Regions from separate parts of the Mus musculus genome. Here all the other regions are linked to region 4. The links are chromatin loops, found by intact Hi-C in ENCODE. Cell type or tissue: gastrocnemius. All regions are shown on one strand. Region 1 overlaps Gm46032 (a long non-coding RNA gene). Region 2 overlaps Cfap97d2 (CFAP97 domain containing 2). Region 3 overlaps Tmem255b (transmembrane protein 255B). Region 4 overlaps 1700029H14Rik (RIKEN cDNA 1700029H14 gene).

Evidence for each region. A loop is a pair of places that touch in the nucleus more often than their neighbours do. Peaks named below come from ENCODE experiments on the same cell type or tissue, not always from the same donor. Only the 100,000 strongest peaks of a DNase experiment are listed, where the experiment ranks them.
Region 1: it touches region 4 in a loop (8-fold over the local background); 37 of 42 quality-filtered maps call a loop at or near these places.
Region 2: a loop joins it to region 4, with 8 times the contacts of the local background. A loop is called at or near these places in 14 of 42 quality-filtered maps.
Region 3: a loop joins it to region 4, with 2.4 times the contacts of the local background. A loop is called at or near these places in 14 of 42 quality-filtered maps.

What each region holds. Positions count from the first base shown.
Region 1 is chr8:13,749,485-13,757,484 of GRCm38, reverse strand. The region is part of intron 1 of Gm46032 (a long non-coding RNA gene); the gene reads left to right. Among named protein-coding and RNA genes, the nearest start is that of Cdc16, 4.2 kb to the left of the region's middle. In gastrocnemius, a CTCF peak has its summit at 3,603 (motif pointing right); DNase peaks (open chromatin) are centred at 3,607 and 4,296; H3K4me3 peaks cover 545 bases; H3K27ac peaks cover 425 bases.
Region 2 is chr8:13,725,121-13,733,120 of GRCm38, reverse strand. All of the region lies in intron 1 of Cfap97d2 (CFAP97 domain containing 2), which reads right to left. All of the region lies in intron 1 of Gm46032 (a long non-coding RNA gene), which reads left to right. Among named protein-coding and RNA genes, the nearest start is that of Cfap97d2, 23 kb to the right of the region's middle. In gastrocnemius, a CTCF peak has its summit at 7,205 (motif pointing right); a DNase peak (open chromatin) is centred at 7,216.
Region 3 is chr8:13,451,666-13,459,665 of GRCm38, reverse strand. It overlaps Tmem255b (transmembrane protein 255B), which reads right to left. Exons shown (of 9, transcript NM_001143671.1): 5 at 5,425-5,505; 6 at 4,452-4,537; 7 at 3,594-3,753; 8 at 2,572-2,715. Among named protein-coding and RNA genes, the nearest start is that of Tmem255b, 20 kb to the right of the region's middle. In gastrocnemius, a CTCF peak has its summit at 4,163 (motif pointing left); DNase peaks (open chromatin) are centred at 4,157 and 4,999; H3K27ac peaks cover 751 bases.
Region 4 is chr8:13,548,001-13,556,000 of GRCm38, reverse strand. It overlaps 1700029H14Rik (RIKEN cDNA 1700029H14 gene), which reads left to right. Exons shown (of 9, transcript NM_025601.3): 6 at 12-76; 7 at 1,269-1,347; 8 at 4,169-4,353; 9 at 4,883-5,279. The coding sequence ends at 4,234. Among named protein-coding and RNA genes, the nearest start is that of 1700029H14Rik, 10 kb to the left of the region's middle. In gastrocnemius, CTCF peaks have their summits at 4,855 (motif pointing left) and 7,645 (motif pointing right); DNase peaks (open chromatin) are centred at 4,350, 4,779, 7,047 and 7,618; H3K4me3 peaks cover 490 bases; H3K27ac peaks cover 2,169 bases.

The sequences.
Region 1 (8,000 bases), 200 kb before region 4:
TCCCTACCGGATATTTTTAAGATCGAATTTTTCTCTCTACAGTCCTGGGTGGTCCAGAGCTGTCCCTGGGTACCAGACTGGCCTCTTACTTTCAGACTCCTACACACACACACACACACACACACACACACACACACACAAACACACCTCCTTGGGTGCTGGAAATAAAGAGGTCCATCACCACACAGGGTATTTTGTGTTCTTAAAATTCCATTCTGTGCACTGTGCAGCCTTTTGAAAGTATAGAGACTGGTACCACTCAAATGTTCTGCTCTCACCCCTGTGAGCAGTTGGCTGCATCCTTTTCTGTGAATGACACATATGTATGACAGGGTAATATTTTAAGGACACACACACTTTTCCTGTCTTCTCCATTTGTAGGTAGTGATCCAACCGTACTTATTGACTTGAAGCGGGTGTGTGGTAAGGCATAGTTGACCATATTTACGGCTGTTTTCATTCATTTTACGAATAGAATTGTTTTATAAAGGAAATTTGTGCTGTCACCACAGATGGTAAACATCAAAGACAGGAATTTAATCTTTAAGTCAGATGTTATTCAGAGAGCTAGTTATCTGAGAAAGAAGCGGATTAACATTCTAACACCCCGTCTTTTTATCTCATCTCCAGCCAAGAAAACCTTATAAAGAGCAAACAAAGGCAATTATTCCAAAGTTTAATACTGCCTCTGGTCAAGGGTCAGCCTTACTCCTGAGATTATACTGGTTTGTGTCTCCGTATGTCTCCTGCACTTCTTCCTGTTATTGCTCTGTGCAGCTGGGTTTGCACCGTCCCAGGCTGCCGAGACCTTCATTGTTCCTGGAGAGACACTTGGGACAAACAAACGATTAGCAGTGTGTATGTGTTGAGCTATTTGCAGAATGCATTGCAGGTTTCTTTACGACAGTACGAAGCACAAGTGTATGCTTGCAGAATATTAAGGAGCCCCATCTGCCTCTCCTGTCTGCAGTGAATTTTCCTGAATTGTCTTGAGTTTCCCATGATCTCTCTGTAAAGCCTACAACAACACTATGGAGTTCCTCTTTTCCTTTGTCTTCCCAGATGTAGCGACTACAACATATCCTACCTAGCATATCCTACCTAACATATCCTACCTAGCATATCCTCCTCTGCATCCTTTCTGTACTTTGTCTGTGTGTGTAATTACAAATATATCTCCTCTTCTACAAGCAAGCTGAGAGGTACAATATTTCATTCTGAGACGTGCTTGGCTCACGAGGATACTTTAAATGCTTTTCTTCATCGGAAGCCACCTTGTTCTTTGCGATGTTTTATAGAGTTCTCCAGTCTGTGGCGGTAGGTCCCATGTGACAGAGGAGAGCTATAAATGTGGCCCAAGGGAATAGTATAAACTTCCTTAAAACACTATGAGGTTCGTATGTGGTTTGTTTTGTGTGTAACTCAACTGTGCAGTTCTCTAGGATAAACTTTGTGGCCCAGTGTCAACAACACCTGAATGTTTCTTGTTGTATCCATCAGAGTAGGTTGAGCTATGATGCAATCCCTTTATCTCTTGCCTGAGGGGCTGTGATACTCAAGGACTGGACCACTGCGTGCTCTTAATTGCTCTGGCACAGCAATACTCTTAAGTTTATTTGGGAAGGAGTATCTGGATGTGATTGATTTTGAACCAGCAGAGTAAAGCAGAGGCCCTTCCCAGTATGGATGTGCCTCTACATCCAACCTGTTAAAGACTAACTGGGATAAACCTCAGTCTCTACCTGGCCATTGGGCACGGGATGTCAGTGTCTCCTTGCTGTGGCTCTAGCCTGTGCTCTGGCTGGAACTTATTATCGCTAGCTTTTGCACTAATCACTTTATCACCTGATAAGAAGCAATGTAAGGGGGAAATGGTATACTTTAGCTTACACTTTGATAGGACATTGTCATGGCAGGGAAGGCATGGTGGCTAGGGTGTGAGGGAGCCTGTCACTTTATGTCTGCAGCCAGGAAGCAGAGGGATAAATGACTGCCAGTGCTCAGTTCTAGTACTTTCCTTGTTGATTCAGTCTGAGACTCCAGTATACAGTATGGCTCCACCCACATTCAGGATGAGTCTTCCCTCTTCAGTTAAGTCTTTCTGGGAATATTTTCACAGACATATGAAGAGATCTGTTTCTATGATGATTCTAAGTTCAGACCAGTTGACATCAAGATTAACTACCATGGTTGTCCTGGGTCTCCAGGACCTTGCAGCATCCATCACGGTGTGAACTGATTTCTATCTTCTAATAAGTCTCTTTTCTTACCTCTCTTCTCTCCAACCTCCTCCCTCTTCTTTCACTGGAAAGTCTAAATCCATAGTGACCACTTTCTCCAGGAAGAAGAAGATGAGCTCCCCAAGCTGGAAATATAACTTCTCTTTTCCTTTCAGTGGTAATGGCAAGAACAAGGGGATAGAAACTGATCAGGCCGCTTTAGGGCAGGAACTTCAAAAACCACCAGTTACACTGTGGTCCTTGATTGGAAGGCAAAAGTGCCCTCGTTTGTTTTGGCCAGAGGCCAGAAATGCCAAAAATGTTTGGGCACTGCCCTCGTTTGCTTTTCTGATGCTGTGGTAAACACCATGACCCAAAACAATCTGATGAGATGTCTCAGTTAGGGCTTCCATTGCTGTGATAAAACATCATGACCAAAAGCCACTTGGTGAGAAAAGGGTTTCTTGCATTTTATACGTCCTGATCACGGTCCCTCGTGAAGGGAGTCGGGGCGAGAACTGATACCACGGCCATGGAAGGATGCCGCTTGCTGGCTCGCTCATCCTGCTTTCTTACAGGATCCAGCAGCACCCGCCCAGTGCTAGCACAGCCCTCGGTGAGATGAGTCCTCTCACATCAATCATCAGTCAAGAAAATGCCCCTCCCCAGGCTTGTGAACAGGTCAATCCGATCTAGGCATTTCCTTCTTCCCGAGTGACTATGAACTGTGTCAGGTTGTGAACTGAAGTTTCAGGGGCTCTATGTTGTTGTTAGTTTTTTGTTTGTTTGTGTTTAAGAGTCATGTATTTTTATTTTACATGTATGGGTGCTTTTGACTTCATATATGTTTGTGCACTGTGTGTGCAGTAATCACAGAGACCAGAAGGATATTGGATCCTCCGAAGCTAATTACAAATGGTTGTTAACTGCCAAGTGAAATGGTTTTCTCCCTAATCTGCGACCCTTAAATCCAGTTCCTTGTGTTGTGGTGACCCCCAGCCATGCCTGAGCTGCAGAGTATTTGATATAAGTAACCAATAAGATTACAAAGATATCTAAGCTGGGCAGTGGTGGCACACACCTTTAATCCCAGCATTTGGGAGGCAGAGACAGGCGGATTTCTGAGTTCAAGGTCAGCCTGGTCTACAGAGTGAGTTCCAGGGCAGCCAGGGGTACAGAAAGAAACCATGTCTCAAAACAAAACAAAACAAAACAAAACAAAACAAAACAAAACAAAACAAAACAAAAACAAAAACAAAAACCCAAAGATATCTAACATTTTCTGTCTGCCAGAGTTGTTTTCTTATTATTTTATTTTTATGTACATGGGTGTTTGGCTTTCGCACGGCTATGCCAACATGTGCATGCAGTGCCTACAGAGTCCAGTAGAGGGCACCAAATCCCTTGAAACTAGAGTTAAAGATGGTTGCCAGCCACCCTGTGAGTGCTGAAGTTGCAGCCTGTCTTCTAAAAGAACAGTTTTGTGCTCTCAACTGTGGTGCCATCTCTCCAGCCCCCAATAGTTTTTTTTAAAGCCTTTAAAAAAAAGGCCTAAATAGTGAATTTAGCTTGAAATATAATCCCTTAATAAGAGAATCATGTTGACATTTCCTAGGTATGCTTGAAATTCATTACTTGAGTGTTTTATTCTGTCCAGCCAGGCCTTCCAGTTGTCCTCACTTATTAAAAGCTTTATGGCAAACACAAGTCAAGTGAAATCACATCTTGGAAGCACTTAATTACTTAGTTTATCTTTTCTTTTCCTGATCTCCATAGTGGCCACCAGTTCATTGAGACCATTGTAACATTTGACTAGATTAGATACAACTAAACTTCTGAATATTTCATTATAAAATCGCTACATTACCTTGGCTATTCTGGAACTCACTATATAGACCAGACTGGCCTCAGAATCACCTGCTTCTGCTGGGATTAAAAGTGTTTGTCTCCACACTTGGCCCCATATCAAAAGTTTTAAAGTTCTCCAAATAGTAACAACACCCACACAAGAATGCCATCCCAGTTCCTTCCCAAGTTCCATTCTGTTAGGCGTTCCTGCCATCCTGGGGGGGGGCACCAGCCTAGTCTGCAAGCCTTTGAACGAGGGGGCTACCCTCAGCTCGACTTCATGTTCTCCTGGAACACTGTTGACAGCAGACCACGGGTTCCTGACTGTAGTAAAATCTCTACCAATAGGACATTATAGCTAACAACACAGGAATGTCAGCCTGAGCCTTGTGTGTTAGCAGGCAGCTTCCTTTTGTCTCCATGCTTCTTAGGGACAATGACCTGGTGGGGTGACTGCAGCTGTCTATACAGGAGAAATTCTGTTGGGCTACGGGAGCCCTGGGAGTTTACCAATCTCTTCATTCTTCTGCCATTCTGATACTGCATGCCAATGGAACTGCAACAGTGCCTGAGCAAGGCACGCTGTCTAGATATACCATCTATCATACACAGTGCCTTCCTTGCTGCAAAAGGTTCCTTTTATGCTATCGGTAGGCCATGAAGATTGCTATATACATGCTCTCAGAACACGTTATGAAGACAGCCAGTTCGGTTGACTATCCCTGAGGTCGTCTCAGTGCAAAAGCAAGCAGAAATACATTTTTGTTAGTTTTCTTTGGTCTTGCTTTTATCTTTTTGTTTGTTTACCTTGTTACTCAAAGCAAATGAACAGAGTGACACCAAGCCTAGGCAAGCAGATGTGTGCTTTGTTACCAGCTTGGCGTCAATAGTCTTGATTCTGATGCCAAATTCAGGAAAGCACTTTGTGACATAAGGTGTTCTTACCCATCCTTTCTCCTGCAGGTTTTAGTCTTACACTCTGCTCCTCTCCAGGGGGGTGACAGAAGAGCCACAAAATCCACAGCCACACAGAATAAAAAACATGGAAGCTTTTCAGAGGGCTGGCTTATGAGCCATGTGACATAGATAGGAAATTGTGTGTGTATGTGTGTGTGTGTTAGTAAGAGAGGAACAAGAGAAATGAAAAACTGAAGGGTTATTTGTGTCGGTCAAAGGAGGGAGTGGCCAAACACCCAGTGCATCCTGAGGACAGAAGAAAAGAAGACTTGGCTGGGACAGAGAGAGTGAGGTCAAGTTCTTTTTTTTTTTTAAAGATTTATTTTATTAATATATGTAAGTACACTGTAGCTGTCTTCAGACACTCCAGAAGAGGGAGTCAGATCTTGTTGCGGATGGTTGTGAGCCACCATGTGGTTGCTGGGATTTGAACTCTGGACCTTCGGAAGAGCAGTCAGGTGCTCTTACCCACTGAGCCATCTCACCAGCCCGAGGTCAAGTTCTTAGGCCCACACTGAGAAGTTCCCTGCAGTGATGAGTCAATGCACGAAACAAATGATTGACTCTGGGAAATTAGGATGTTTAGAGCACTGGATGTTTTATGCCAAGAGATTATAGATGGATAGAAACCAGTGCTAACGATGGTAAGAAATAAATATATGGGAATAAATGTATGGGAACATACAGACCTTCCCACAGACACTATACACACACAGATCACACACACAGCAGAGACCCTCCACAGACACTATACACACTGCTCACACATAGCAGAGACCCTCCAATACACTATACAATACACAGGTCACAACAGCAGAGAGCCTCCACAGACACTATGCACACACTGATTCTCCCCAGATATGGTACGAACCACTGATCAAACAGACTACACCTCATAAATACTGTGCCACACTCATAGATCACACCACATATATACTCCCTCACAGACAACACACACACACCATATAGATGATTCCCCACCAATACCACAGCACACATAAGGGTCATGCACACCACCAAGACTCCCATACATATATGCCATACCACACATACCACAGAGATGTCCCCCCAGGTAGAGTATTGCCCCATGATCATAGATACCCCTCCACAGATACTACATGCTGATCACACACACCATATCACAAAGACAACCCCCAGACACCACACTACACTACACTCTGATCACAAAGACATCCCCTGGATGCCACCCAACACTTGCTGATCACACATATAACAAAGATACTTCTTATTGACACCACTCAGTATGCACTATTCCCACACAACACAAAGATACCCCCTATAGACCCTATACCACATACATTGGTCATCCGTGAAGATAATCCCTGCTCCCATGCTGATCACAAACATCACAAACATATATGCCCCCCACAGACACCAAGCCACACAGGCTGTCACACACACCACAAAGACCTTCACTCAGAGATCCATGACATACATCACACCACACACATGTATCACAGGGATGCCCCTCCACAGATATGGTGTGACCCCCTGATTGATTAAGGCTCTGACAAATATTCCTCCCTCCACAGAGATGGTACAGCCCATTAATAACACACATTATAAATATACTCTACAGAGATACAGTACTAGGCACTGATCATACACAGCCCAAAGAGACACACACAGAGTTACTACACTATACATACTAATCTCACACATCACATACCAGAGAGACCTCCACATACACAGGGACTGTACTACTACTGATTACACATACACACACACCCCACCACCACCACCACTACCACCACATAACAACCCTTACATACAAACAACCATACTATGAGCACACACATCACTCAGCATATAGACACTACCAAAATACCATACCACACACAGGTCACACATACCATATGCCACAGAGTCAAAACACACAAATATCGTACTAGTTATTGATCGTCTATACTGACCACACAGATATTCCTTAGATACCACACTGTATACACTGATCATACAAATCCATATGCTATCCAGACACCCCTCCCAGATACCACACTACACACACTAATAACATTTCCCCTAGATACTATGCCATGCACATTGATCATACACACCACAGCTATACCCCCAGATACTATACTTTATACACTTCTGCACCCCCATATCCTAAAGAGACACTCCCACAGACACTATACTATACAAAATGATTATACACATCACAGACTATCCTGCATAGTTATATGTCAACTTGACACAAGCTGGAGTCACTGGTAAGTACTGAACCTTGATTAAGAAAACAAACACCTGCATAAGATGGGGCTATAGGCAAGTCTATAGGGCATTTTCTTAATTAGTGATTGATGGGGGAGGGCTCAGTTTATTGTGGGTGAGATCATCCCTGGTCTTGGGTTCTAAAAGAAATCAGACTAAGTAAGCCATAAGGAACGAACCAGTAAGTAGCAGTCCTCCATGGCCTCTGGATCAGCTCCTGTCTCCAGGTTCCTGCCCTGTCTGTGTTTCTGTTCTGACTTCCTTCAGAAATGAACAGTGATGTGGAAGTGTAAGCTAAATAAACCCGTTCCTCCCCAACTTGCTTTTGACCATGGTGTTTCATCATAGCAATAGTAGCCCTAAGGCAAGTTGGTATCAGGAGTGGGGTTTTGTTTTGACAGACTTGAGTGTGTTATTTTGGGGAGGATTATGGGCTTTGGAAATTTGATAGAAAAGGCACGAGTGTTGAGAACTTAGTGAGCTGTTCTATAGGAGCTTGGAAGATGAGACTCTTGAGAGCAATGCAGATGATGGAGGCCTGGCTTGTCAAGCTTCAAAGGGGGAGTTTAAAGGTTCCAATGGGGCCATTTTGTTATTTTGAATTAAGATTCTGTGGTTCTGGTTAGCTGGGGCTGAAGAATCCTCTGTGATTAACAAGGTCCCAGAACTACTGATGGAAAACCTTGCACTTAGCTGGGATACACGATCTTGGTTAGCTGGAGGTGAGAAATTAGCGGTGAT
Region 2 (8,000 bases), 180 kb before region 4:
AGTTCATGACCAGGCCAGGCAATGGTGGAACACACCTTTAATCCCAGCACTTGGGAGGCAGAGGCAGGCAGATTTCTGAGTTTGAGGTCAGCCTGGTCTACAGAGTGAGTTCCAGGACAGCCAGGGCTACACAGAGAAACCCTGTCTCAAAAAACAAACAAACAAACAAAAAAAGACTTTGTAACCTGGCAGACATGAAATTAAGAAATTAAACTACTCCAAGTGGTATGAAGGCTAAAGGCAATGCTTTTGTGCTGGGGGGGGGGCAACACAAAATTCTTGGGACAATTTAGAAAATGGACCATGAAGTACCAACATCACATACTTGAAAACTGTACTGTTTTTATGAAAGACAATGGTTTTTGCTCTTGGGAAATACATAGATACTAAGAGATAAAATGTGTACTGTACTCTCTTAAATTGCTTCTTTTTTTATGTGTGAAAGAGAGGAGGGGAGGGGAGGGGAGGGGGGAGGAGAGGAGAGGAGAGGCGGAGAAACTAGAGAGTATATTAATTACCCAGCATGTTTCTAGAACAAAATGCATGAAAAGAGCCAACTTAAGGGTCTCTTTTGGCTCGCAGCAGATGTTGCAGTGATCACGATGGTGAAGACGGTGGCAAGAGCTTGCAGCAGCTGGCCACACTGCAGCCACACTCAAAGTGAACTCCTGCCCATGGAATGGCGCTGCCCACATAGAGGGTCTGCCTTCCTCACCTCAACTGACCAACAAATCTAGAAACTCTCACAAATATGCACAAACATTTGTTCCCAAGGTGACTCTAAACCCTATCATGTTGGTCCTCAAGATTATCCATCACATAGACCCAGGGATGGAGACGTGAGCAGAGATACATGGGTTTCGTATTATTTCTAAGATGGTGTGATGGTTCCTATATGCTCGACCCAAGGAGTGGCACCATTAGAAGGTGTGGCCCTGTTGGAATAGGTGTGTCTCTGTGGGTGGGGGCTTTAAGACCCTCATCCTAGCTGCCTGGAAGCCAGTATTCTGCTAGCAGCCTTCAGATGAAGATGTAGACCTCTCAGCTCAGCCTGCACCAACCCTGCCTGGACGCTGCCATGCTCCCATCTTGATGATAATGGACTGAACCTCTGAACCTGTAAGCCAGATCCAATTAAATGTTGTCCTTATGAGAGTTACCTTGGTCATGGTGTCTGTTCACAGCAGTAAAACCCTAACTAAGACAGATGGCTCTCTAAACCTGGTGCTATTTTAGAACATAAAGGTTGGTTGTCCTACTGATCCATCCCACTCTTCTCCCAGCAGGTCACGTGCACCCATTGCTCTGGGATCTACTTCTCACTGTGAGTGAACTTTAACCAACTCATTATTTTATTTGGTGTTTCAAACATATGGAGAGTCAGATACCATTGCTCTAGCATTCAGAAGGCAGGGCAGGTCGTAGGCCAGCCTGGTCTACACAGGAAATTCAGGGTCACCCAGGGCTGCACAGTGAATGTGACTGTCATTCTGCTTAACCCCTCTTGGAGTTATTTTAAACCTTTGTATAAAACCTTAAACAATAGGCCAGGCCTGATGGTGCATGCTAATCCAGGAGGGTTGCAAGTTTGAGACCAGCCTAGGCAACTTGGTGACACATTGTCTCAAAAAGGGAGCGGAGCTGAAGCTATAGCTCAGTGGTGGAGAACGTGCCTAGTATGTACAAGTCCCGGGTTCGATCTTCAGTACAGGAAAAAAAAATCGACCATAGGAAGTGTTGTGATTAATGAAGCTGCCTAGGGCGGGCACCCCTGCAATGCAGCACAGCCTGATCCCTATCCAGCGTCTCTCTGTTCACTCTTCCTGCCCTTTGCCTCATCTGAGCTCATCCCGGAAGCCAGCAGGATGTGTTCCACGCCTAGGTGTTTCAGCACACACATGCATGCACACACAGTCACATGCACACATACACATAGGCACACAGGCAGACACACATAGGCACACAGGCTGATGCACACACATAGGCACACAGGCTGATGCACATACACACACACACACACACACACACACACACACACACACACACAGAGTTTCAATACCACAAACACACAACATTCAAACACCATCCACACTCCCTTTCTCTTCCCTCTTCCTTCTCCTCCTCCATCTCTTCTCTTCCTTCTTGACTTACGACAAGTAAGACGATCCAATCAGTAATCAGCAGATATCTTCCTTACATTTCTTGAAAGGTCGTTTGCCCCGGGAAAATGAGTCATTTGGTCTATAGTTTCCCCATCTGAGTTTTTACAATAGTATTGCTTGATATCTCCTATGAATTGTCAGTCACAATTTCAAATTCAATTTTCCCCTTTGGTAAGAATAAAACATAGACGGCCGTATGACATTTCATCATAAGGAGCAGAAGTCTGCGTGCATGCCTCCCTCCTTCTTCCTCCCTCCCTCTCTCTCTCTCTTGTGTGTGTGCGTGTGTATATGTGAGCACAAGTGTGTGTGTGTGTGTGTGTGTGTCTTTATACACATACACATGGAGGCCAGAGTCAGTATCAGGTGTCTTCCTTTATTGCTCTTGATTCTTCAATCGAGAGTCTCTCTCTCTCAGACTGGTGCTCACCGATTGTTTTGATAGGCTGGCTGTCCAGGGAGTCCCAGGGATTGACCTGTCCCCCAGTGCCCATCCCCACGTGGCATGCACTGCCACGCCCAGCTTTCTGCATAGGTTCTAGAGACGCAGACTCAGGTCCTCAGGCCTCCACACAGCGCTTCATCCACTGAGCCATTCATCTCCCCAGCACTGCTTTTCTTGTGACGTCAGAAACAGTGAAGAATCGCAGGGGTGTTGGCACTTGCCTGGGGTCAGAGCAGTGGGTCACTTTGCTTTTACCTCTGAGATTCTCCTACAGAGGCAAACGTCATCTTCACAGGATGGATCGCTAGTTCTCTTCATTTATTCCACCTTCATTTTTTCCACCTTTTGAAACAGAGTCTTTCTATGTAGGTCAGTGTGGTCTTGAACTCATGATTCTCTTATGTGCTGGGATCGTGGGGGTGCACCACCATGCATAGCTTATTTACAAATTTGTGTATGTGTGTTAGATGTGTGTGTGCATATTTACATTTGTACATGCGTGTAGGAGTGAGCACACATAAATATGTACATGTGGAAGTCAGAGGTCAATGTCAAATGTCTTCCTTTATTGCTTTTCATATATGTACATGTCTATCTATCTATCTATCTATCTATCTATCTATCCTCTCTGTAGCTTTTTGAGAAAGGATTTCTCACTGATTGGCTACACTGGCTGGAGAACAAGCCCTCAAGATGCTCGGCCTCTGAGGTCTCCTCAGCGCTAGGATGATGGGTGGGAGCCATCAGGCCTAGATTCTTCTGTGGTTGCTGAGGTTCTAAGCCCGGGTCTTCTTGCTTGTGTAGCAAGCCCTTTACTTCCGGAGCCATCTTCTCAGCCCCTTACTTACTGAATTTTAAAATAACACTTAATGTGTTTCAGTCTGTCATGAGGTTCAGTGGGGCATGGGATTGCCCCTTGGCCCTGGAGCCCTCTGTCTCTAATGACCTTGGGTGTGTCCTTCCCTTCCAGAATGGTGAGGCAGTAGGGCTATCTTTTGAATCTCTAGCTCACCACAAAGTTAACATGTCTATAGCTGATTATAGTGGGAAAGGGCTTGCAGAGACAACAGTCCAGGCATCCTCGTGTAGATGGTTCACATTGGAGATGGTATTTCCTGCTTGTGTGGTGCACACTGCACATGCCTGCCGTGGTGCACGCTGTGTGCATACGTGCTGTGGTGCACACTGCCCACATGCCTGCTGTGGGGGACACTGTGCCGTATTACTAGGTTAGAACAACATTCCTTCTAGAGAGCCACCCTAACCTCAGCCTACACCTTCTTATAGGATGATGTGTTCAGCAAATGTCAGCAGGGCCACCTCTCCCCCTAAACACACGCCTCCGCTAATACCCTCCCTTTATATTACTGTTTTGTCGCTGTGAAGGAATAAGGAACTGATTTTAGAGGCCTCTGGACTATGTCTTCTCAGTGTGACTAGGAATGAGGTGCATCAGTGCTCAGCTTAATTTCACTCTCAATAGTTGGGAACACCGTTTGGATTTGCTTTGCTTTGTAGAATGTAAGATATTTACACAGTTCCAAAGCCAAAGATGCCCCAAACAGCTTTTTAAAAGAGGCATGGATGGACTCCAGAGATGCCTCAGCAGTTAAGAGCACAGACTGCTCTTTCAGAGGCACGGTCTGAGTTCAATCCCTAGCAACCACCTGGTGGCTCACAACCATTTGTAATGGGATTGATATACTCTTCTGGTGTCTAAAGATGGTGACAGTGTACTCACACACACTAAAAGTAAGTAAGTAAATAAATAAATAACTCTTTAAAAAAAAGAGAGACCTGAGTTCTCTCAACTCTGTTCTCCTCTCATTAGTAATTCTTCCAGTGTTATATTTATTTTCATATTAAAAACATCAAGTCATATAGAGCATGCCTACACTAACTTCACAGTATGTGTGCATCCAAACATTTGCACACATTTTTGCCTGTTTCATCCACACTATCAACAAATTGTATGCCCCACCGTCTTTCATGAAACACCAGGGATCAGTCGTTTTTTTTGTTACTAGAATTAAATACTTGAGGATGAGTACTTTATAAAGAAAAGAGGTTTATTTTGCTTTGCAGTCCTGGTTCATCTGATGCTGGCCTTCTCAACAGCCAAGTCCCAGCAGATGCAGGGATATGGGAAGAGATAAAATTGATGTATGAAAATGTATGTATGTATGTGCATGTGTGCACACATTTACATGTTTTCTGGTCTCTCATCCACCCATCATTTTCTTTCTTTCTTTCTTTCTTTCTTTCTTTCTTTCTTTCTTTCTTTCTTCCTTTCTATCTATCTATCAATCTACCTATCTATCAATAATCTGTTTATTATCATCTATCTCCATGTAGAGATGGAAACAATATTCATGTCTGCCAGGCAGGAGCTCCACTATAAAGACAATCATCTTTAAACCATCCCTCTGTTTTTATTAAGCCCCCAGGACTCAGACCTGGGGTGCCATCCTGAGGGCCTTGTCTAATCCAAATCACCCCCCCATGGGCTTCACCCCAAACATCATAGTAGCTCAAGTTTCCACCCTCACAATGTATGTGCCTCGTGATGGGGCTTAAATTTCAGCACAAGCCACAACAGACTACATTCCAGAAATTAACGGCATGTCACAGTAGCACGTGGAGAAGTCTCTTTGTCCTTATTCAACTGTATACGAGTCATTATGTGTAAAGCATCTTATTGACCCAGCTGCCCATTGAAGAATATCTGAAATGGCTCCAATTTTGCTTTTACAAAGAAAAGCCTGCAATTAACATCTTTCGCAATTTGCCTTTGTGGATTTGCCAGTGTATCTGGAGTTGGGATTGCTAGGGTAAAGGCTAAACATGTGCGCAACTTTATGAGGTATTGCTCAGTTCCCCTGGGGCTCTGCCTCTCTCACACAGCCCGGCACGATGGTGGTCCTGTCCCCAGAGCACAGCCAGGTCCTCACCAGGCTCAGACTTGAGGAACAGTACTAGTGAGAGAGCAAGCTCGGCTTGCATGTCTTTATTATTAGTGAAGTCAACGATCTTTTTTATAGGCTAAAAGCTACTTAAAACTCTCCCGAAAGCTGGTTTTTCTGCATTGCTCATCTATCTTTGCTTTCCAGTCTTTTTTTTTTTTTTTTTTTTTTTTTTTTTTTTTTTTTGGTTTTTTGAGACAGGGTTTCTCTGTATAGCCCTGACTGTCCTGGAACTCACTCTGTAGACCAGGCTGGCCTCGAACTCAGAAATCCACCTGCCTCTGCCTCCCGAGTGCTGGGATTAAAAGCGTGCGCCACCACCGCCCAGCTGCTTTCCAGTCTTAAAGCCTACTTACATATGAGTATGAGCTTTTGTGGTGTAACGTGCAATAATTTTCCTTCACTTACACTTGCTTTCCCTCCCAACAATAGTTTATGCCATGCTATTACCTTTTTATTATTATATAAAGTTTATCAATCTCCCTTCTTTTTCAAAGGGTTTTGGATTATGGTTAGCATATTTTTCTACTACGGTTCTATAGAGTAATTTTTGTGTTTTCTACTAATTGCAAAGATAATTTTAAATACCTTTGTACTTTTTTTTTTTGAGTTAGGATCTTACTGTGTAGCTCTGACTGTACTGAAACTCACTCTGTAGACCAGGCTGGCCTTGAACTCTGCCTCTGCCTCCCAAATGCTGGTATTAAAGGTGTGCACTACCATGTCTAGCTACATTTTTTTTTTTTTAGGTAGAATCTTACTATGAAGCTTGATGGCCTTGAAACCTTGATCTTCCTCTTAGCCCCAGAGTGCAGGCATGCGTTACCACACTCATGTGCATTTTTATACTTAACGCTATAATCCTTCTGGAATTTATCTTAGTATAGAGTGTGATTGCAAGCCCCCAAAATCTAGATGGATGTTCTAATCCCAGGAGGTGAGTGTAGAGACAGGGTCCCCTGGAGGAGCGTGGATCTGAATGAAGCATGGGAGGTCAGAACCCGGAATGGGACAAAAGGATCCCATTGGTTCTCTCTGTCCAGTGAGTGAGGTGTGCTCTATGCAACTCACGAAGCCACCCTTACCGAGAACTGAACCCTGACAGCAACTTTGACCCTAGACTCTTAGTGCACACACCTCTGAGAAATAAATCTCTGCTACTAGAACAGTCTAGTTCAGTATTCCCATGGCAGCTTGGGCTCAGCCAGCAAGAAGACACCCAGGTTTATCTTTTGTGTATAAGCAACATCCTAGCACTCAGCGCCACTTGTCTGAGATGCTGCTGTTGCTGGGACCTGAATACTTGAGTCCTCCAAATTTATATGTTGTAATATTAACCCCTAGCAGCAGGGATGGAGTCTTTGGGAGTGATGAGATTCTGGGGCAGATCCTCTAAATGGGATAAATGGCAGAAGAGATCTTGGTGAGAGGGACTAGGGGAAGACACCATCTATAAAAATGGCCATGGCACTCCATCCATGTTGGGAAACTTATTCCTCAGTGTAGAGCAAGGAGGTAACCCTGTGTGCAGGTGTAGCCTTGGAGATGAATTTGCAGTTGCTGTACAAAGGTTTGTGTCAAAGATGTCCTCTTCTTCACTCCTCATGAAAGGGCACAAGGCTTGGACTTCAGTCTTGTGCTTCTACCACCAGGGGGCACTGCAATAAGCTCTATCTACCTATCTTTTATAATATATAGTATGATATATTAATATACAATATATAAATATACATTATAAAATGTAATATTATATTTATTATATATGTCTATGCATAATTTTATACTTTATTTTTATTGTGTTTATAATATTTATAGGATATGTATCTAATTTTCATTTATATACTATTATTTATATAATATGTATCTAATTTATTTAATGTCTATAATATTTATATACTATGATTTATATAATAGTTATAAAATTCATAATACAGTATATTATATAATATATCTCCTATTATATACATATATTATATTATATATTATATACATATCTAAAATGTAATATTGTAGATAATATATAATTATATATATTAATACATTAATATTATATGATACATATTATATTATCTATAATATGTACATTTATAATTAGTATTAAATAACTTGTATAATTTAAATTATACATAAAGGGATATTTATATAGTATATAAATATATATTAAATACTTTATATATAATTTAAATAACAAACATATAGTATAACATTATGTTATATAATTATATATTGCATACAATATACATTATATTATGTATATTATATATTTATCATTTTACATATAATTTATATATAGATTTAGATACTTTATACAAATATATGATACACTTATCTATTTATATATTTAAATATATAATATATTTATATAAATATATTTATATATAACATATAATTATATATAGTATATAATATATATTAGGCTGGGAGCAAACA
Region 3 (8,000 bases), 96 kb after region 4:
TGCTGCCCCAGAACTGCCATTCAAGCTAACCTCTGCTGTCATTCTGGGCAAGCTGCTGGGTTAGGCATGGCCCCAATGTTTGCAGGCTGCTAATGACTTCAACAGGACACTTAAAATATCTCCTTCGGTCTCTGTTGGTCTGTAGAAACAGCATTCGTTCCATTGTTCCGAGGGAACACATGGCTCATCCGATATGCCAGTTTCTACAGAAATCTGACTGCTAAACATATATGCAATTGTACTCTCACACTTGCCACCATGAAAAGCTGCTCAGCCCAGAGGGCGGGGTCTCGGCCCAGAGAGCTGGGTCTAAGCCCTCCTCTTGGAGGAAGGGAAGCCTCCTTTCTGAAAACACAAAGGTCCCAGAAGGTAGGAGACGAGCAAGTGTCCATGGAACCTGGCAGGTCATCTTCTAGGTTCCCAAAAGTGTATCTGTGGTGATGGACTGTCTCTTATGTGCCACCACAGGGGGTGGGGGGTAATTTGTCCTTTTCCATGTGGAACAGGGAAGAACACCACATGGGGAGTCTCACATCCCATGAGAACAGGCCGGCAGCTCTCCACAGCTGTCCATTCTTCCTTAGGCCAGGCCTTCGAGACTGAGAGGCAGGAGGGCACCAGGACAGACTCCAGGCAGGAGGAAATGGAACCACACCTTCTGCATTGTTCATCATCCCCTGTGGAGCATCAGGTATTCATTCTGCCTGCACCGGCTGTGCTCTGGAATTGTGTTCATGGCATCTATGGGACTTCGTGGGTCTCTGTGTCCAAAGGCAGGCAGAGCAGCTAAGGGAACCCTATCAGGGCTACCAAGAGTAGCAACTAACAGTCTTGCATGTGGATTTGACAAAAAGCCAGGAGAACAGAGCAGGGTTTCAGGACGAGCTGCAGCCCGAGGTGAGAGCATCCTTCCTGAGGTGGAGACCAGGGAGATCCTCTCAAAGCCAAAACAGAAGTTCCATCAAAAGGCAGAGGCCTTGGAGCTGCAGCTGCTTCTGCTGGTGCCACCTGCCCTTGGAGTCACCACCAGGACCATCTCCTTCCCTGACCCTAGACATAGCTGCCTCCAGTGTTCCAGAGAGGAGAGAGTCAGTTCCAAGCCAGACTTTATCCCAAAAGGCCTTATGTCCCCTGATTAGGGGGTCCCTGTGGCTCCAGCAGATGAAGGTCCAGTTCCCTTTTGGGAAGCCCCACTAGCACCACCTGGGGATGTCACACTGAGAAACCAGACCCGTTCCCCAACATTGCAATGACCCACTGTAGCAGCCCTTCTCCAGAGCCTAAAGGACCCAAGCAGTTCAGCAGTTCCAGCCCCAGCTTCGTCTCTAGGCAACCAGAGGAAACTGAGGTACAGAGAAAAGGGGTGGGGTGAGACAGCAATACAGTGACCTCTCTGAGTCTGGAGCACCAGTGATCCCTGGAAAACAGAAACTACACTTTAAGGTCCCAGACACTGGGGGTTCCCACGCCTTCTTCCAGCTCTGTATGCTGTCAGTCCCCACTTCACAAATGTGGACCCCCGATGGTCACAAGACTCCCAAGTGCTGCTCACACATGGTCACAATGTTGGGTCAGTCCTAGGACTCTGGCAGCTCTTTCTATCCGAGATGGTCAGAGGTAGACATTCATGTCCTCCCCAAAGTGTCATTTTGCTTGGCAAGGCCTTGTACTTCGTGTCAGTATGGCTCATTAGACAGAGGTCTCCTGGGGGACATACCTGAGGACCTGTGACTTCAAAATAAATGATTTCATCCCATACAGCAGGCCCACAGGTCAAAGAGACTCAATTCAACATTTACTCAGCACAGCTCTGGGCATCTCATGACTGCCTCTGCTGGTGCTGTAAGACAAGCCACCTACCAGCCAGGCTGCAGGCCCGCCAGGCAGATGAGCAGGCATCGCTCCACTTAGAAAGGTCTGTCTAGACCTGGGATCTCAGTCTCCCCACAGGAGACACTGGGCAGCAGTTACAGATGATGCATTTGTCACGACGAGGGGTCTCGACAGGACATAGCTAACTAAAACACAAGCCAGGAGGCTCTCAAACCCCACAAGTCCACAATGGCAGGTCCAAGTCAGTACAGTACACTGGACAACTGGGGCCATCTTACCCACGGCCAGCAGAGCTTCACGGGACATGAACAAGCCAAAGCCAAGAATGGGAATAGGAGAGGCAAAGCCCTATTCAAACAGGATCTCGCAGACCACCTCCCCTGAGGTTCGCAGGGCCCGCAGCACTGGGCACATGAGCCCTATGGGATCGACACCTTTGTTGGCAAGTACCTGGCTCCATGTAGAACACTCACTGGTGTACAAGTATTCAGAACCCAGGCATCTGTTGGCGTCTTAAGTCCCCCGTACCAGTATGATAGCTAAAGTAATCAGCTTCTGAAATAACTCTCTCATGAGCCGTGAACAGCAATGAGCCTCGAAAATGGCGTGACCCAGCCCGTAAGGGTCCCCTTCCTTCCCCATTACTAACTATATCAAAGTCCACCCATCTCTACCTGCAGCCCTACCCTGCCTACCTGGAAGCCCACAGAAACAACACCAACGTCACAGCACACCTACCTGTAGCGGCAGAGGGTAGGAGGAACAGGTTGGCACACCCATAGACGGAGGACACAGGCCGGTGTAGGCGAGAATCTGCTGTGCAGGGTTATAGAGAATCTGAGGTGGCGGTGACGGGCCATAGGCCAGCTGAGACAGAGGGACCTGTGGAGAGAGACAGGGGCATGACCACCTAACCCTCACAGCCACTCGAGGGAGTATTCAGCCCTGCACCTGGCCTCCTGAGGAACCCTGACCCAAGCCACGAAGAGTAGGCCTGTCTTCTCTTCATGACCTCACAGAAAGGCCCAGCATCCTCTGCACATGGGCTCTAGACTGGAGTCACCACCTGGAGCTGCCACCTGAAGAGGCAGCCTGATAGAGCCCAGGGACCAGACTGAGGGAATTCGGGAGGTGCCAAGACATCCCCTAGCAACAAGAAACCTGAGAAGGAAGAGTTGAGCAGTGGTTCTAGGGTGGTAGTGAACAGAGCAACCAAGGGCCAATGCCCCTGGGACCACAGGACAAGCAAAACAAGAATGGCCCAGGCAGTGGTTTACAGCCCTGTGGACTTGGAAGGAACCCTAAAGGGTTTCCCATGGGCCCTGAGAGGACAAAGGGGAGGCTCTACCAGTGATGTAAGGCTAGGGCTCAAGGGCAGATCCAATAGGGCTGGCTCAGAGAGAAGGAGGTAGGGGTAGATTTCGGGTTTCTCATTCAGCTTGTTAAAATGGGGTCCAAGCCCTACTCAGAACCACCCCAACCAGGCAGCCATGAACCCCACAGTGACAGAGTGACATTTTTCTCTTAGATGGCAACAAGGTCTTCCTGCCTAAGTGGGTGGGAGAAGATTCACCCAGCGGGTTGTCAGGTGCTGTATCCAGAACCAGTGATTGGTGGTCCTAGTTGCCACCTGACGTGCAGGTGACTTGGGAGTTTGGATCCTCCTTCATTGAGGGAACCACTGGGCTCTCCTGAAGGGGAAGGCCCTGAACTCTGGGCTAGGGCTGACCGGCTGGAAACACACAGAAGCCATCACTCACCATGTCCTTGAAGGCCCCTAGGACTGCAGCTGTGACAATGCCCAGGCACAGGCCCAATACGTTCAGCACTGTGGATACCCAGAGCAGCCGGTACAGGTGGACCACGTCCTGGCAGCTACGCACGCCCACAAACTCATAGTAGGCAGGCGAGGGCTCAGTGCTGTAGGAGGGAGAATAGTTACTGCCCTCATTGCTAGACCATGGCCAGGTGACAGGACAAACCCTGGGGTTCCCAGTACCCGAGGCCACTGGCTCTAATAGTGCTGGTCTCCTCTTACACAGGTGAAAATGTCAGTTAGACAAGTTAGAGACCTCTGCTTCTCTATGGACTGGCCAGGGAAGCTCCACCAGACCTCACAGTGAGGCATCAGATGGGCACAGGATGTCCCAAATTACTAGCTCTGGGCCTCTAATGGCCAACTGGGACAGTGGCTGAGTTACCCTCCATGCCAGAATAGTAACCAAGCATTTTTTGTGTTTTCAGTTCTCCACGTGTATCCCAAGCTGTAGGTGGTTCTCTGCTCTGAGAGGAATAGCCCACAGCTGGAATGTGCTGGCTGCCACCTGGTGGCCAACTGTGGTCCTCCCTGGACCTTCAGGTACTTCCATACACTGGGCACCCTTGGATGGAAACCCAACCACTCCGAGGACCCACCCATCATTGTGATGCTGAAACAAGATCCAGAGGGAAGAAGCAGGAAATGCAAGTGGGTACAGGAAGGAAGAAATGGGGCCCCTCTAGCTCACAGACAGATGTCCTGTGCAGGGTCTTTCTTGTGCTCATGCACATGCATGTGTGTGTTTACATGTTGGGCATGTTTACATGTGTGTGTACACAGACTCCTAATGCAGCCTTACCTCCCACAGGCGTAGAGGTCGCAGCAGTAGCACGTGTTGCTCCTCACCTTCAACTGGCATCGACCATTCAAAGAGTAGCAGGTGACCTGGGGTAGAGTGACAGCCAGGCTCATACCTTATCCTACACAGGCAATCGGCAGCCTGTGTCCAAGACCTTCTCCTGCCCAGGAGCAGAGCTTCATTGCCAGGACCTTCACTGACCCGTGATAGGGTGGGACAGGGTGGGACTGGGTGGGTGAGGCAGAGCAAGACTAGGCAGGGCAGGACAACATGAGACTGGACAGGACTAGGCAGAGCAGAGCAGAACTGAGCAGGGCAGGGCTGGCAGAATCTCACCCCATCCCCCACAATATACAACAGCTCTTTTCTGGACTGCCCAGCCCTTCTGCCAGTCTGAAGACCCCAGAACATATCGATAAGAGAATCTGTGACCCATTTGCCTTCCTGATTCCTGCCTCGCCCTGGCCTGGGCAGTTGGTGTGAGCAGCCTTGTTCAGCTGAGCCAACAAATCTCCACAGCACTGGTGCAGAGCATCTGCCCACTGAACCACACTGCCAGTGCCCACCTGGGCCGGTCTCACGGGTCAGCTGCTGTGTGTGTGCTTGCTCTTCCTGGCATCTCACTCAAGAGTGAGGTCATACTTCAGCTGCCCCGGCCCAGAGAGCCAGAGAATCCCTTGAACACTGCACATGTGTTACCCCAGTGTTTCATGGCAGTGATTAAGTTAGTGAAAATGCTAATGGGAATGCTAATTAGCCAAGAAGGGCTGGGGAGATGAATCGTAACACTGTGCTAACACTGTGTCAAAGAGGAAGGCATGCAGCTGTGATCCCAGAGAGAACCCCAAGCATTGAACTCTCAAGGTCAGCTCCTGGCTCTCAATGCCTTCATATGCATACAGCAGAAGGTCTGTGTGAATTAATACAGCCATTTTAACTAGACACAGAAGGGGGATGCGCAAGGCATGCTCACCTCTGTCTGATAGACGTCATACAAGTACCCAGCCCCACTGGAGTAAAACTGGCATCTTCCCGCACTGAGAGGCCTTGGCTCCTAAAGAAATAAATGTAGATCGGTCAGACTGGTCATCCCCAACCAGGAATGGCCATTTCAGACTTGCCTTCCATGGACTGGGGCAGAACTGAGGCCACACGAGTTACTGCTTGCCATAGCAATTGTGTGTGGAGTCCACAGGGGAAAGGATTACAGACACCCTCCACCTGTCTGCTGGGCAGACATGGGCACAAGGACAAGGGCTTGGTGATGAATGGGCCAAGGGGTGTTCTACACCTCGCCAGGGGCACCAGGCTTCTGTCTTTCTAAAAGTAAAGCGAATTTCTCTTTCTAGGAAGGGACAAGGAAGATTTGGACTGATTCATTCATCCATCCTAAGTACCCATGTATTCATCCAATCACTCAGTCATCTATGCATCATCATCCATCATCCATGCATCTAGCCATTCAATCACCTATGTATCTGATCACTCAAACACCTATGCATCCAGCCATTCAATCAGCCATGCATCCAGTCACCAATCACCTATGCATCTAGTTACTCAACTCACCTATGCATCCAATCACTCAATCACCTATGCATCCGGTCATTCACCAATCACCTCTGCATCTGGTCACTCAATCACTTATGCATCCAGCCATCCAATCATCCCTGCATCCTTCCATCTGCCATGCGCCACCACTTGACATAAGCTCATCAATGTCTTATCTCACCATGTTCCCACCCCTGTGTTTCCAACAGTCATGGAACTGACTAGTGTTGAACCATGAGGAAGCCAAGGTAAGCCAGAGCTGTAGGTGAGTGAAGAGGGCAGATTAATGAGCAGGCAGTTGCTAAGGCAGCAGAGAGACAGCGGGTTCTGGGACTTGTAGAGTGTCATAAAGCCATACAATCTGTAAATGCACCTTTGGGGTCTTTACTATGCATCAGTGACATTTCTCAAAGCACTACTTCTGACCTAAGAGGAGTCTAGAAACCACCAGTAATGCTGGCAGCAAAGACAGGCATGAGAACCAGACAGCATAGAGCACAGCACCTGTGTGCCAGGCTTGGCGTGGATGGGTCAGTGGGAGGCGCTGGCCCCAGGTAGTACATGACGGGAACAGGTGGGATAGCGGCACAGAGCAGGAGGCTATAGTGGAGCTGAGAGCTGGCTCACACACTCTGAGGATGCTTCAGGGATGCCAGAATTACTTGGCCTCCATCACAAAATGGCAAGACACGGATCTTTCCCCCAGGGGACTTTTCAGGGAGAGATGATGGTGTGAAGTGGGAGTCTTCACACCATCCTCCTGCAGGATGGCAGCTTGGTGTGCATCTGCATGGTACCAACTCTCAATGACACTGGTCACTCTTCAGAGGCCCAAGACTGACCCATCAAGCTGCATAAGCAGGTGCACAGGGATGGGTATAAGTGGTGGGCATTGATAGATGGGCATACTCAGATGGATAAAGACAGATCGGTCTCCTAGGCTCTTCTCATCAATGAAGCCAGAAAGGATGAGTGATGTCCTCTCACACCTGTGGCTGCAGACAGGTGAATATGTGCCTGGAGTCAGAAGTTTTTAGAAGGTGACTTCTCTCAGCCAAGTGCTGAAGAGCTGCAAGGTTATACACTACCCAGGGACAGAATCTCAAGGCAAGGTTGGTACATACCTTGGGGAGCACTATAGTCTATATGCAGATGGCCAGATGCCTAAACACCCAGCTGTAGGTACTGGGGGAGCTACACATGCTTGTACACTCACTCATACACTGTGTTCATACATGCAAATACACATGCAAAGAATTCCCACCAGGTTATAATGGTGCATATAAAGTCACTCCACTATGTTATAATAGTGTTCCTCATGCCTCATGAGCACACCATGCCATAGCATGCTACATTCATCTCCTGTGTCACGGGACATCACACCACACCACACCATAGCATAGTACATATCATTCAGATCACATTGTACATTTGTCCCACTACACATCACAACATGTCATATCACATCACGTCCTCTGACATCACTGTGCATGTATTCTCTTCCAGCCACTGTATCACAGTGCACACATGTTCTACTGGGCCTTTTATATCATGCCATATCACGTCACAGCACGTGTCACAGCATAGTCTGTCACGTGACACCCTGGATGTACTTGTTTCTGAATTGTTTCCATCTCCTTCCCTAGGCCAGAACCCTGGCTGTTTCATCATTTGTCTGTGGCACCAGGGGGCCTGCCTGACCCTGCAGCAGTTAAACAGGTGAGTAAGCATGACTGTTCACTGTGGGGGCAAAGTTCAGATTGGCTACCAATGAAATGCAAACACGAGCAGTGTCATCTTCGTCTCCTCCTCCTCCTCCTTTTCATAACTACCTCACTAGTAGGACTGTCTATATCCTCTTAAAGTCCTTTTATAGATAAGGAGGTTTCTATTTTTTATATAAGTAGCCCCACATTAAGTAACAATCTTTGAAGAGAGACCATGAAACTGTGCACATACACAAGAGCAGAGTCTGAGATTTCATGGTGTGTTAAGTGTGAA
Region 4 (8,000 bases):
TGCCTCCCCAGGTCATCACCTGTGCCATCAAAGAAGAGAAGAGGCTCCCCAACATAGGAGACTTGTCTGAAGATGAGTAAGTATTGTGGAGGGCCGGCCCTACTTGAATAAATGAATGAATGGGGGTGCTTATCCAGAGTGACATCCCCACCACCAACTCCTATGGTGGCAGCACCGTGCCTCCTGCCTTCCCTCCACCCCCCGAAACCATGCATAAGCCAAGTGATTCGGGGGGGGGGTCAGAGAGGCTAAAGAACAAGGAACAGCACAGTAATCTTTCTCAGAGCTGGGGGACACATTTACCAGGAGCCACATTTCACTCCACCACCAAACTACAACTCGTCATCCCATCCGCCAGCAAAGCAACCGAGAAGGAGAAGGGAAAGGTTGTGGCGTCAGGGTCTCCAGCTTGGGGTTGAGCTAGAGAAACCTGGGTTGGAAAGGCCCTGCACCCATAGATGCCATCAGGGAGAGGACAGCCCTTCACAGCTGGGTTTAGCCCTCCAAGGCTTTGCACACTGGTGGACCAGCAAAGCTTCAAGACTCCCTGAGTTCCAGAGCCATTAGCCACAAAGAAGGGCATTGGGTTCCAAGGACTCGCCTGCCTCTGGACCATGAATACAGTTTACTTCATTTCTAACAACACAGAGAACTACAACACAGAGAAATACAAAGAACACAATAGCAGCTGCTCAAATTCCCACCTTTCAGAATTAGTGGCTTTGTTAGTATGTTGCCTCTCTTAGACTGGATGTGTAAAACTGACATGTGGTCTCCAAGGAACTGACACCGTGAGCAGGAAAGGGGAGGAGTTTCAGAATCACCCCTAAGCCAACCTTATAGAACCAAGACACTGCTGGGTGGGACAATTGTTGATCTCATCCTCAGACCCAGGCTGGGTTTGTGCAGGCTAGCGGGTGCCTTCTAGATCACAAGCCAGGGCTATACAGAGAAACCCTGTCTCGAAAAACCAAAAAAAAAAAAAAAAGAGTCCCTTTAGCCAGAGGATAGGAGGACCTAGGTACCCAAAGGACAAAAATCAGTAGCTAGCTGTGAAATCTGGTCTGAATGACACAAGTTGACTGGGGCGTGGGGAAAGGGAAGGGGGGGTGGCGCATAAACATCATGTCCCTGGGACTTGGTAGAGTGGGAGCTATGGGGTTTGAGAGAGCAATCTGGAGAGCCTGGGGTGGGGGCTGCTAGCTAGGAGGTTGGCACATTACAGGGCAGGGAGTGGGTTCTTACTTCCTCATGCTTTTGACCTCCAGGATAAGGACCAGCTGGGTATGCTGCATCCCGTACCACACAAAGAAGAAGGCAAAGGAAAACTCCAGTGCTTTGGAGAAGGTAGTGGAGGCCTGGAGGGCAAAGAAGGGTGGGGCTCTGCGCAGCTAGGGCTCCAGGGGTCATGTGCTCACTCCAGATCCCCTCTGACCCGTTCCCTGGGGTTCCCATTTGCATCTTGTAAGATTAGTCATAGCTGAGAGGAAGGCCAGTGATGCCATGAAGCAGAGATAGATCCCTAGTCTGTTGTATCCTGAGGATGCTCAGGGGGCATGAGCACCATCCAGGTGTGCTCTTGGCTACCAGAGGCATGATGAGATGCTGTTTGTAGAGGCAGGGGGGTGACTATGACAGACTCCTGTCAGTAATAGTGGGTAATGTTGGTATGCCCCAGTCCTAGCCTGCAGGTCCTGAAAACAATACCTAGAAGCAGCAGTTGGCCCAAATACATAGTGGAACACAATGCTCTGAGGAAGGTGGGTGGCAAGGTCCCTGTAGGGTAAGTTCCAGGGATGCCCAGCAGCCTGGTCACCCTCTGTGCTTGTCGCTGGAGAAAGCTAAGTCCAGCATTCCCATATGACCCTCATCACGGGGACTCCTACCTTTGGATCTGACTGTGGTCATGTGCTCCCAGCCCAGAGAAGTCGGCCCTTCACTGAGTGTAGGAAGGTGTGATATAATGCCCGGTCTTCTCATTTACCCAGCATCCCTAACAGAGAAACAGGTTAAACGTGCAAGGATAACATGGTTCCAGGGATGTTGTTCAGTCAGTGCTTGAGGCCTCCTGTAACAAACCCCAAGCCCTGACAAGTTGGGGAAGGGCCTGTCAGCGCCAGTCACAGCTGTCTTCCCAACCTGGTGCTAGAACCACCTTCTTTCTTGGCAGTCACCACAGCCATGGTCCTGAGGGAGAGGTGCCAGGGTGTCAGGGCCTCTGGAATATCTAGACATTTTGACCTGCAGACAGGGAGCTCAAGTTCCCTGGGGACCCTGCTTAAAACTGATGCACAGAGTTAGGAGCCAGGACAGCAATGTGGGAGCAGAAGGTAGATGGGACACTTCTCACTTTTTTAACCAGTTGGATGAGAGACACTGCCACAGTCCATCAGTTGCAACGCATGTGGCCTCTATCTACTTCATCCTAAGGGTGGGCCTAGCTTCCCTCTCATGAGACATGTTCCAGAGAACTCTCATATGCTCAACATTCATACAGGTATGTTCCCATGTACATAGAGCACACATGTACACAGCCATGTGAGTATGTGGGGCTGTGCTCCTCAGATCCTCATACACATACCACACACATATGCCCACACATTGTACATTCATATGTATAATAGAGTGCACACATATTCACACTTGCATGTATATTCCTAGTGCACACACCCCTTACATAGCACATAAATGTATGGGGTCACATATACACATAGGCACACAGAGCATGAGATACCTGGAAGTCAAAGGTCAGAGGTCACAGGCCACAGACGAGTACTTTGTATGTGTCTCTTCCGTTTCCTTTGGGACACATGGAGAATAGGGTGAGAGTTGAGGTCATTTAGCTATAGAAGATTTCTAGAGCTGCAGACTCTCAGAGTGAGAGTCTTGAAGGACTTCCTTTCCAGGGAGGCCACACTCTAGGTAGAGGGGGGAGGGAGGCCCATCCATCAATTTCCACCTAGACCCCTAGCTCAAAGGGTAATTCTTTCCCCATTCGCTGGCAATAATGGGCCCAGATGGGCCTCTGAGTGGGTCTATATGGTAAACTGAGGCAATGCTTTGGGCCCACTATGTGGTTTTGAATCAGGTCCATTCTCCAGATGCCAACAACAAGACGGGTACCCAAGGTCACTTGAGGACAAACAGCTGGTTGGCCCCTCTGTCAGGATGGAAGAGGAGGCCTTGGCCATTGCTTTTAGACTCTTGCCATCAGCATGAGTCTGTCTACCTGTCTGTCTTTGGTGGGTGTGTCTGGATAGCAGTTCTGTGTTGGCCACAGCCAGGCACCTGGGTAGGAGAACCCTTAGGTTAAATCTCAGCAATATGATTGCTTCTGCGAGTCTTTGTCAAGGGTCCCAGCATCTTCCAGTTCCAGGGACTGATATCAGATTGAAGAAATATTTGGGGTTTTGGTTCTGAGCATTCCCACGTGCCTGAGAGCTAGCTCACACTCTCCTGTCTCTATGCACCTATCTCTCTGTGCACAGTCTCAGAGCCTACGGCTTCTGAGCATTATTTGCCCCATCAAAGAAGGGGTCTGAGCCGGGCAGTGGTGGTGCACGCCTTTAATCCCAGCACTTGGGAGGCAGAGGCAGGAGGATTTCTGAGTCAAGGCCAGCCTGGTCTACAGAGTGAGTTCCAGGACAACCTGGGATACACAGAGAAACCATGTCTCAGAAAAAGAGGTCCGGGCAGGAGCTGCTCAGAGCACTTGGCAGCTCAGCACCCAGGAAGAAGGAGGTGATCATCTATGTGCTGAGGACTCGGGGTCAGGGCAGGAGCTCAGTTATACTTAGGCAGCAGCCAATTTTACTGGAAGGATAAAACAGACCTGGAGCTTGAGGGACAAAGGGTGCCTGCCTTATGTCCACATGTCCATGGGCAACCAAAGACACTAGGCCCATTCACCAGTGGGCTTTCTTGTTACTGCTTACAATGGCCAGAGGCTGTTGAAGGATGCCTACCATTATGATCCAGCACAGCTGCTTGGCTCCCCAGATCCAAGTAATGTTGGAATTCGGGGAGGGCTGACAACCCAGTTTCTAGGGTTCTCCATCCCACTACCTGGTGTTTTCCAGGAGCTTCAGTGACTCAGACCCCAAAGACCCCATCGTCTTTGGGCCCAATCATTCCAGCCAGAGCACTAACACAAGCTTGACCCTAATAGAACCATCAGTCATCTCAGGACAAGACCCCTCTGACTCAGCCGCTAGTAGAGCTCTCTGGGGACTAAAGGAAGACAGCCTAGGCCTGGAATGGCTCCATGATCCCCGCCATGGGCAGGGCCAGAGTGACAGCACCCAACGGATACCCAAGGCAAGAGACCCTCTTCCAATCCAAGGCCAATCACAGGTAAGGTGACAGACGACGGTGAATTCATCTTCCAGCAGATGGTCACTGCAGAGAGCGGGAACAGGGACCTCTGCTCAGGTCACGAGTAGATTGTGTTACGTGTCCCGTCCACATTGCCCCTGAGGAGATCGGGTAGCACAGGGACCAAGTTGGTGTCCCCATGGGCCCTGCCTACAGTGGAACAGACTACTTTGATACTACTTATTTTATCTACAAAGAGTTTCGTAAAAAATGGACTTTGGGTAAGTATTAGGCAAGTTTAGTTAAGACATGAAGACAGGAGACTGAGGGAGCTGAGAGGCAGAGGGGAGGGTGCCCTGTGCTCTGCACCAGTCTCTTCCTTCACTTCTGCAGAGTACACACTTTGGCAGCCAGCCAGCCTTCCCACAATTCCCCTCTATCCTCCACCCACATTGCTGCTGCCCCCATAGGCTTATTGGTCCAAACACCAGGACTGAGCAGTGGCCACTTTCGCCTGTCTGATGGTGCCCTCTGGTGGTTCAGATTCTCCAAACAACTCTGCTTTCAGCCCTAGGAACCAACTCTTCAGGACCAGCAGGCACTCCCGCTTCCTGGCTATCACAGAACTTAAGAGCCAGCTAATTGTTCACTAAAGGAAACAACACAATATGAACACATCGCTGGAGTTACAATGTCGTATGTAGACAACTTCCAGGCCACAGCTGGAGAGGAGAGGGGACAAAGTCACCTCAGAACTGGTCCTCCCTGCACCCACATCCTTAGACCTCAGGTCCTGGGCCACAGTCCTCCTTAGTACCTCTACTGGAAGCCTAGTTCTCTCAGGATGCTTGGGTAGGTGAACTCCCCAGTCACCTTCCCATGTGACCCCTCAATCACCTTTCCATGTGACCCCACATAACACCAATCAAAGCAAAACAATTCCTCAAACATCTGAGGCCTAAGTACCTGGACTCATCAAGGACATGGTAGCCATAGTGAGTCCACTGAATGGAGGGTGGGGTGGCTGAAGCTTGACCTTCATGGGCTTCTGGGGTTGCCATGGTCACAAGAAGGCTTAGGATGGGGTGAGAGGGTCTGCTGCCTCCCCCACCCAGAGCAACGTCCTATTGGGTTCATAACTGACGGGAGTTCAGGATATGTGCCTGCAGAGAACCCAAGCTGGGTCCAGGTTCCAGGATGGTCCTGATGGAATTCAGGCTCACGTTTGAAAGGCTGAGAAAGTCCTAGGGCCACTGGGCAGCTCGTCCTTTGTGGCAGGAAGTTGCTTAGAAGAGTTAACTGGTGCATCTACAGACATAGTATCATGGGTGGCTGCTTTGATAGACAGATGGGCTCTAATAAGCACTCTAGCCCATGAGGCGGAGTCTGGGCGGTCCCCTCTTACAGGTGTAGAGGAATGGGAAGTTCCCAGGCAGTCAGACTGTGTTACTCCCTACTGTGAGGCTGAAGTGGCGAGGAGTCTTGCATAGCCGGAAAGAGCATGCAACTTTAGGGACATGAAAAGGTGTAGCCTAGTATGGTCCATTTGATGTCCTGGAGTCTGGCAACCTGTAAGCTTCATGGGAAATAAGAATGGCACCCATCATTCTCCTGGGTAGGGACACCTGGGGAGTTTGCTAGGGAGTTAGGGGTGCACTGAGGCTCCAGTAGGTGGGTCTTATCTGAATTCCAACAACTTTCTCAGCATCTTCCCTGTGTGAGCTTAGCTTTGGGGGACATTTTCAGAGCTCAGCACCCTGTGACCGCAGCTGACAAAAGTGACCTGTGGCATCAGGAGCCTCCCCAGGGGCGAGCAAATGTTCTATAAGGTTAAGACAAGCTGTCTCAGTGAAGGAGCCCCCAGTTTCAGCCATCTTGTTTGGGTCTAACAAAGCTTAAGGCATCTTCAAGGGTGACCCCTGCTTTACAGATGGAGAAACTGAGGCACAGGGAGAGGACAGGAAGCTGAGGCAGAGCCCAGAGATTGAGCAGCACTGGGGTGGAGATACATCCTCACGGGGTACCGACAGGCTCTCCCCACCCCTTCTCCTGAGTTGATGATCTTTCAAGACAACTTGGGCCCCTCTCATAACCCATCCAGTCCTGGGGAAAGATCTAGCTCTTCTCTCAGCGCCCATGATGGGGAAGACTTCCTTCTCCAAGGGCCTCCATCCCACATTCAAGAACCCTTGCTTCCAAAGAAACCTCGCCCATGAAACTAGTGCCCCTCCCAACCCAACGCATCTGTTCCCAGGGAGTCCCTGTCTACTCTACCAGCTCATTTTCTAGGGCTAACAGTGCCATCCTTCGGGTTCCTATCTGTGGCCTCAACTAGCCTGAGGCTAAAGAGTTCAGCCTCGGCATAGCCCCAGGCTGTCTGAGGGTGGATGAGAGGGCATAAGTCCCTGGGGAAACACCAAGCTCTCAAGGTTGAGCCACTTCACAACACAGTTCCATATCTGGTCAGTCTGACTGTGAGCTCAGTCTTCCACCTTCGTCTCCTACCCCACCCCCGGCATCCAGGCAACTTGGCAACAAAGTTCCCCAAGTCCCGTGTCTGTCTGTCCCTGGGAAAGAGGGGAGCCTCCGGATTGAGAGCCGCCTCAGGGAAAGTCCCCAGTCAGCGGCTCTGCAGAACCAGGTTGTGGGGCAGGCCCAGGCATGCTGAGACATGCCTGCATGCAGCTCTCCCAGAGCTGCTCTCTCCACAAGCCTGCCTGCCTCGCCTCCCACTCGGGTCCTCTGAGGACTGGCTGGCTGATCCTCCCGAGTTTGCTGCCAAGTTTCCTGCCTGAGGTGGGAACAGTCACAGATTCCAGGAACAAAAAGGGGACCTGAAATGCTAGTTAGACCTAGAATGGACAGGAGTTAGAGGAAGCCCGAGCCGCAGAACTCACCACCCTGCAGGGTACCCGCCAGGGCTTGAGGGTCACGACTCTGCAGGTCCTTACGTTAGCCTGGCTCAGCATCTGCTTAGTATGGCTTGTAGTTTCCCAAGTAACCAGGAGAAGGTAATTTTTCTTTCCAGATATGGAGGGATGTGTCTCACAGCTGGCTTTGTGAAATGCTGTTCCGTCTCCCCCACCCCCCCCCCCCACCCCAGTCTGCAGCTCAGACACTCTGACTGGGAAACACCTTGAATGTCTGCAGCCAAGAACATGATTAGTGTTTTAGGCCAAACATCCACTGACAGGATGGCCACAGTGAGCAGGGTGAACCGACAAGGACGTCACTCCATGCATGCATGGGGGTCAAGGGATACTAGGTCCTTCCTTGGTCCCACAACCTCCGGCTGGCAGATGGAGAGCAGGGAGCCCAGCAGCTATAGACTCTAGGTGGCACTGTCCTCCAGGAAGGGGGTCCCCTGAACTCTCTGTTTGCCATGAGTGTGCTACCCCAGGAACACAGTGAAAGATCTCAGTTTTGAGATTGGGACACCCTGACATGGAATGTTCTTTTGGGCAAGAAGTTTATTAAAATTAACATCATGGATATAGGACAGGGGATCTAAAGAAAGCCACTGACATGGGTGTTGGCGACAGAACTCAACTCCTCTGCAAGGATCCTCTCTATGCGTTTCTAATGGCTGAGCCATCTTTCCAGACCTTATTCCAATCTTACTTACAAATACCTTCAAATTACACATTACATATCACTCACTGAACATATCGCTATCATGTAGAAGT